2 separate regions of the Homo sapiens genome follow, and region 1 is linked to region 2. The links are chromatin loops, found by intact Hi-C in ENCODE. Cell type or tissue: CD4-positive, alpha-beta T cell. All regions are shown on one strand. Region 1 overlaps ERGIC1 (endoplasmic reticulum-golgi intermediate compartment 1). Region 2 overlaps ERGIC1 (endoplasmic reticulum-golgi intermediate compartment 1).

Region 1 (2,500 bases), 100 kb before region 2:
TTAGCCTTCCTCCTGGCACCTGCCAGGCAGCACAGCTACACAGGAAGGCAGATCCGCTTGAAATGGACAAACCATTCTGTTTCTCCAAAAGGTGGAAACCCTATTCGAGATGAGAGGCCTGGCTGTAATTACAGTTAGTAAAGTCAGAGGACCCGGATGTCCCTGATGTACTGGGGACTGGCGTTGTGATAGCCCCTCCATGCATTAGCTTTCCTTTCTCAGATTCTGGTCTGGGTCTTGAATATCTTTGGAGGAGGAGAAGTAATGCTCATCTTATTAGCAATACCTCACGGCCCTTCAGCTTGTAATGTCTTGAGCACTGGGCTAGGCATGTCATTGGACTTATAAAATCACACTGGCCTTACAGACAGATACAATGATTCATGATTTATTTTCTTTGTTTTATTTTTAAAGTTAGCATATGATAAAATTAATGTGTGTTTGTGCACTCTTCTATGAAAGTTAAGGCTTGTTTATCATGTAATCACCACCATCCAGATACAGGACAGCTCCATCTCTATCACCCCTCACATCTCATGCTGTCACTTTATAGTCATACTATTAATTTGGTTATTTTTTGTGTGGTAAGAATACCTAACATCAGAGCACCCTCTTTTTTGAGACGGAGATTCCTTCTTGTTGCTCAGGCTGGAGTGCAATGGCGCAATCTCGGCTCACTGCAACCTCCACTTCCCAGGTTCAAGCAATTCTGCCTCAGCCTCCCAAGTAGCTGGGATTACAGGCATGCACCATCAAGCCCAGCTAATTTTGTATTTTTAGTGGAGATGGGGTTTCACCATATTTGCCTATTTTAGATACTTCATGTAAGTGGAATCATGCAGTCTTCATTCTGTGTCTGCCTTATTTCACATAACGTAATGTCCACCAGTTTCATCAATGGTGTCACAAATGACAGAATTTCCTTTTTTAAGGCTGAGTAATATTTCAAGGTGTATATATACCAATATTTACCCATTAATAGACATTTAGGTTGTTTCCACATCTTGGCAGTTATGAATAATGCTGCAGTGAGCATGGGAGTGCAGATGTCTCTGAGATCCTGATTTCAATTCTTTTGGATAAATACCCCAAAGTGGGACCGCTGGATCCTATGGTAGCTCTATTTTTAATTTGTTGAGAAATCTTCCTCCTGTTTTCCATAGTGGCTGCACTATCTTTCCTCCCCACCAACGGTGTACAAGCATTCCCTCTCCCCACATCTTGCCAACATGTCTTTTGTTTTTCTGGTAATAGCCATCCTAACAGGTATGAGGTGCCATTTCATTGTGATTTTTATTTGCATTTCCCTGATGAATAGAGATTTTGAGCATCTTTTCAAGATCTTGGCCATTTGTATGTCTTGTTTGGAGAAATATCCATTCACATTTTTTGTGCTTTTTAAAATTGGAGGGTTTTTGGCCAGGCATGGTGACTCACACCTGTAATCCCAGCACTTTGGGAGGCCAAGGTGGGTGGATCACCTGAGGTCAGGAGTTCGAGACCAACCTGGCCAACATGGAGAAACCCCATCTCTACTAAAAATACAAAAATTAGCTGGGCATGGTGGTATGCGCCTGTAGTCCCAGCTAGTTGGGAGGCTGAGGCAGGAGAATTGCTTGAACCTCCGGGAGGCGGAGGTTGCAGTGAGCCGAGATTGTGCCACTGCACTCCAGCCTGGGTGACAGAGTGAAACTCCGTCTCAAAAATTAAATAAAATAAAATAGAAGTTTATTTTTGCCACTGAGTTTAAGGAGTTGCTTATATATTCTGGATATTAGCCCCTTATCAGGTGTATGGTTTGCAAATGTTTTCTTCCATTCTGTAGTTGCGTTTTCACTCCGTTAATGTTTTCTTTATTCAGTTTTAAAATGGTAAGCCAAGGCACAGAGCTGGAATGGGAGTGGCCCAGGACACAGCTGGTGAGGTGCAGAGCTGGGGTCCCAGAGCCTGGCACCTCACATGGTGCTATCCTGCTTTGCTGATTTTTCTTGCTGATTTTTATTATTCTTCACTAGATCTTCTCTCCCCTCCCACTTTCACACCAACATATAGAATTACCTAAAGTATCCTTTAAGAACTTTGGGAAACCCTGGTGATATTTGGCGTGTTTTGATGTCTTGCTGGGTCCAAGAGTATGTTCATGGTGTGCAGAAAGAGTCTCCAAGTCTTCAGGGGAAAGTGGTATGTAGCGGTCCAACCCTGGCCACCCTTTCTGAATGGTCTTCGCCCTTGCAAACCCCTCTGGGGACTGACCACAGGTCCCCTGCGGAACGCTGTGAAGTGCCCTTGGAACTGACCCTCACATTGCACTCATTCGGCAGAACTCTCTGGATTGAAATCCCTTCCTCAGTGTTTACCAGCTGTGGGGCCCAGGACAAGACACTTTGCCTCTGCAAGCCTCAGTTTTCCTCATCTGCAAATTGGGGTGCTCATACTTTCTTTGCGGGGATTTTGTGAGGGTGAGATGAGCTCATGTGGAATGTGAGACAAGTATACTTGG
Region 2 (2,500 bases):
GGCTGTGGGAACTAAGTGTCACGACTGCAATTTGCTTTCTTTTCAGTTTCATTCATTAGTGTTCCTCCCAGGCCCCATCCCCACAGCCCAGGGAAATGCCAATCAGCGTCTTCCCTCCTGCCAGCGGCACCCCTGCCCTCCCCTCCGTGAGTTCCTGAGATCCCGCCAGCATCTCCTCCAGCTTCAGAATATCTGCTGTTGGATCCCATTGTTCCCACATCATCCCAGGAATCCTAAATGGCAAAGCCTGTCATCTTGCTGCCGCCCATGTAGGGCCTGAATTCCAAGGCAGACACACCACCTGGCACAGCCTTGTGGCTGCATCTCCCCATGTTCCAGAAGGTATGGTGACCTTCTAAGACGAGGGACAGCCATGACCAGCCACTTCCCTGAGCGAGTTCAGGTGTGAGAACGCCCTGGCACTGGGCATTTCTGAATCTTTCCATATGTCAGAATCCAGGAAGTGCCAGTCCTGGGAGCACCAGAACCCTCTCCTGTGACTCTACGTCACCTCATGCCAGTCACCTCCTACTGACTGCCAGTGTGTCAGGGAGGCCTGAAGGATGAGAGATAAAATAATGAAAGCAGGGCCGTGGCAATGTGGGCCTGGCCACTAGAGTTCTCTCAGCATTTTTTTTTTTTTTAAGTCACGGGGCCAGGCATGGTGGCTCACACCTGTAATCCCACCACTTTGGGGAGGCCGAGGCAGGCAGATCACTTGAGGTCAGGGGTTCGAGACTATCCTGGCCAACATGGTAAAACCCAGTCTTTACTAAAAATACAAAAATTAGCTGGGCATGGTGGTGGGCACCTGTAATCCCAGCTACTTGGGAGGCTGAGGCAGGAGAATCACTTGAACTCAGGAGTGGAGGTTGCAGTGAGCCGAGGTCACCCCATTGCACTCCAATCTGGGCGACAAGAGTGAGACTCAATCTCAAAAAAAAAAAAAAAAAGAAAGACATGATCTTGCTCTGTCACCTAGGCTGGAGTGCAGTGGTGCAATCATAGCTCACTGCAGGCTTGACCTCCTGGGCTCAAATGATCCTCAGCCTCAGCCTCCAGAGTAGCTGGGACTACAGCCACCACACCTGTCCAATTTTTTTATTTTTTGTAGAGATGGGGATCTCACTGTTTTGCCCAGGATGGGCTCAAGCTCCTGGACTCAAGCAACCCTTCCATCTCCCGAAGTGCTGAGATGACAGGCATGAGCCACTGTGCCCAGCTGAGTTATCTCAGCTTTGAGGAAACCCCCCTGGAATGTGTGAGGATTTCCCCTCCCCTCACCTCCTCAAGTGAACAGTGACCAGCCCCTTCAACAGATGCGGGGTGATGGGGGCACGTTGAGCAAAATCAGTAGATACTCATAGGTAGTCTGCCTCAGGGTTCCCCCTTAGCCTTCAGGCTTGCAGTCACTCACCCTGTGACTGAGCCAGTTGCATAGCAGTTTCCATGCCCCAGGGCCTCAGTTTCCCCTCAGGCGATGTGCTTTCCTGTGTACCTCAATACACACATTGTCTCCCTCTGGTCTGGGCCAGCCCCATGAAAGGAGAGTTGAGACTGGGTGCCAGGTGTCTGTGAGTCATAAGCATTTGGGTTCCAAATTGTGTGTAGATGAATACAGATGTGTTTTGTGTGTGTGTGTGTGTGTGTGTGTGTGTGTGTGTGGTTATTTTTTATTTTTTGCTTCATTGCACGTAAGTCACATTTTCCTATCTTCTGATCCAAGCTCTAAAAGCGTTTTGTGGTATAAAATCTCCCATCATCTGATCCACTCTACCGAAATAAACCAGCTCCCCTGCCGTCATCTTCCCTGAAAAGTCCCCCTGCGTCATGTTCTGAGGCCGGCAGGGAGGGGCCTTGCCCACTTAAAACACTTCACCATAATCCCCCCAGCGCCCCCAGTCCTCTCCACTCCCTGGGGGGCCGCTCCGGTTTCCTGGGCTGTTATTACTGGAGGACCAGCTGCTACCCTGCCACCCATCCATACAGACCTGGTCTGTCCATCCTGGGCCTCACAGGCCCCCGCTTAGCTCATCTCATGGAAATATCATTTAAAAAAATAAACACTGGTTTGATTCGCACTTCCCTCTCGCCTTTGCTATGTCTCCCAGCCTCCCACCACTGGGCACCAGTTCATCTATTAAGGTGTTCTTGGCTCCCAGAGTTCCCCACAGGTTGCAGGTCAGTAGCTGGCCGTCCACCTGTGGTGCCTCTGGGGCTGCTAATGTCCTCTGGGGCCACACAACTGTTTATTTCTTCTGAGTCCTGTGGTCATTTAAATGCCCCTTAAATGTGGCATGGGGGAAAGAGTGAGTGCCACATGCACTGTGTGACCTCGGACAAGTTACTTCCCTCTCTGTACCCCATGGGTACCTCAGTGAAGAGGCATCTCCTTCATGGGCTGTAGGGCTCCTGCTGCTCCGAGGCCTATGGCTGCTCCTAGGATGGGAGGTGTTGGTTCTTATAAATGACATAAAGTAGATGCTCAAGAGGAAAATAT

What was found. A loop is a pair of places that touch in the nucleus more often than their neighbours do. Peaks named below come from ENCODE experiments on the same cell type or tissue, not always from the same donor. Only the 100,000 strongest peaks of a DNase experiment are listed, where the experiment ranks them.
Region 1: it touches region 2 in a loop (2.2-fold over the local background); 9 of 110 quality-filtered maps call a loop at or near these places.

What each region holds. Positions count from the first base shown.
Region 1 is chr5:172,841,445-172,843,944 of GRCh38, forward strand. The region is part of intron 1 of ERGIC1 (endoplasmic reticulum-golgi intermediate compartment 1); the gene reads left to right. Among named protein-coding and RNA genes, the nearest start is that of ERGIC1, 8.4 kb to the left of the region's middle. In CD4-positive, alpha-beta T cell, no CTCF peak of the experiment used is centred here; no DNase peak of the experiment used is centred here.
Region 2 is chr5:172,946,248-172,948,747 of GRCh38, forward strand. All of the region lies in intron 9 of ERGIC1 (endoplasmic reticulum-golgi intermediate compartment 1), which reads left to right. Among named protein-coding and RNA genes, the nearest start is that of RPL26L1-AS1, 12 kb to the right of the region's middle. In CD4-positive, alpha-beta T cell, no CTCF peak of the experiment used is centred here; no DNase peak of the experiment used is centred here.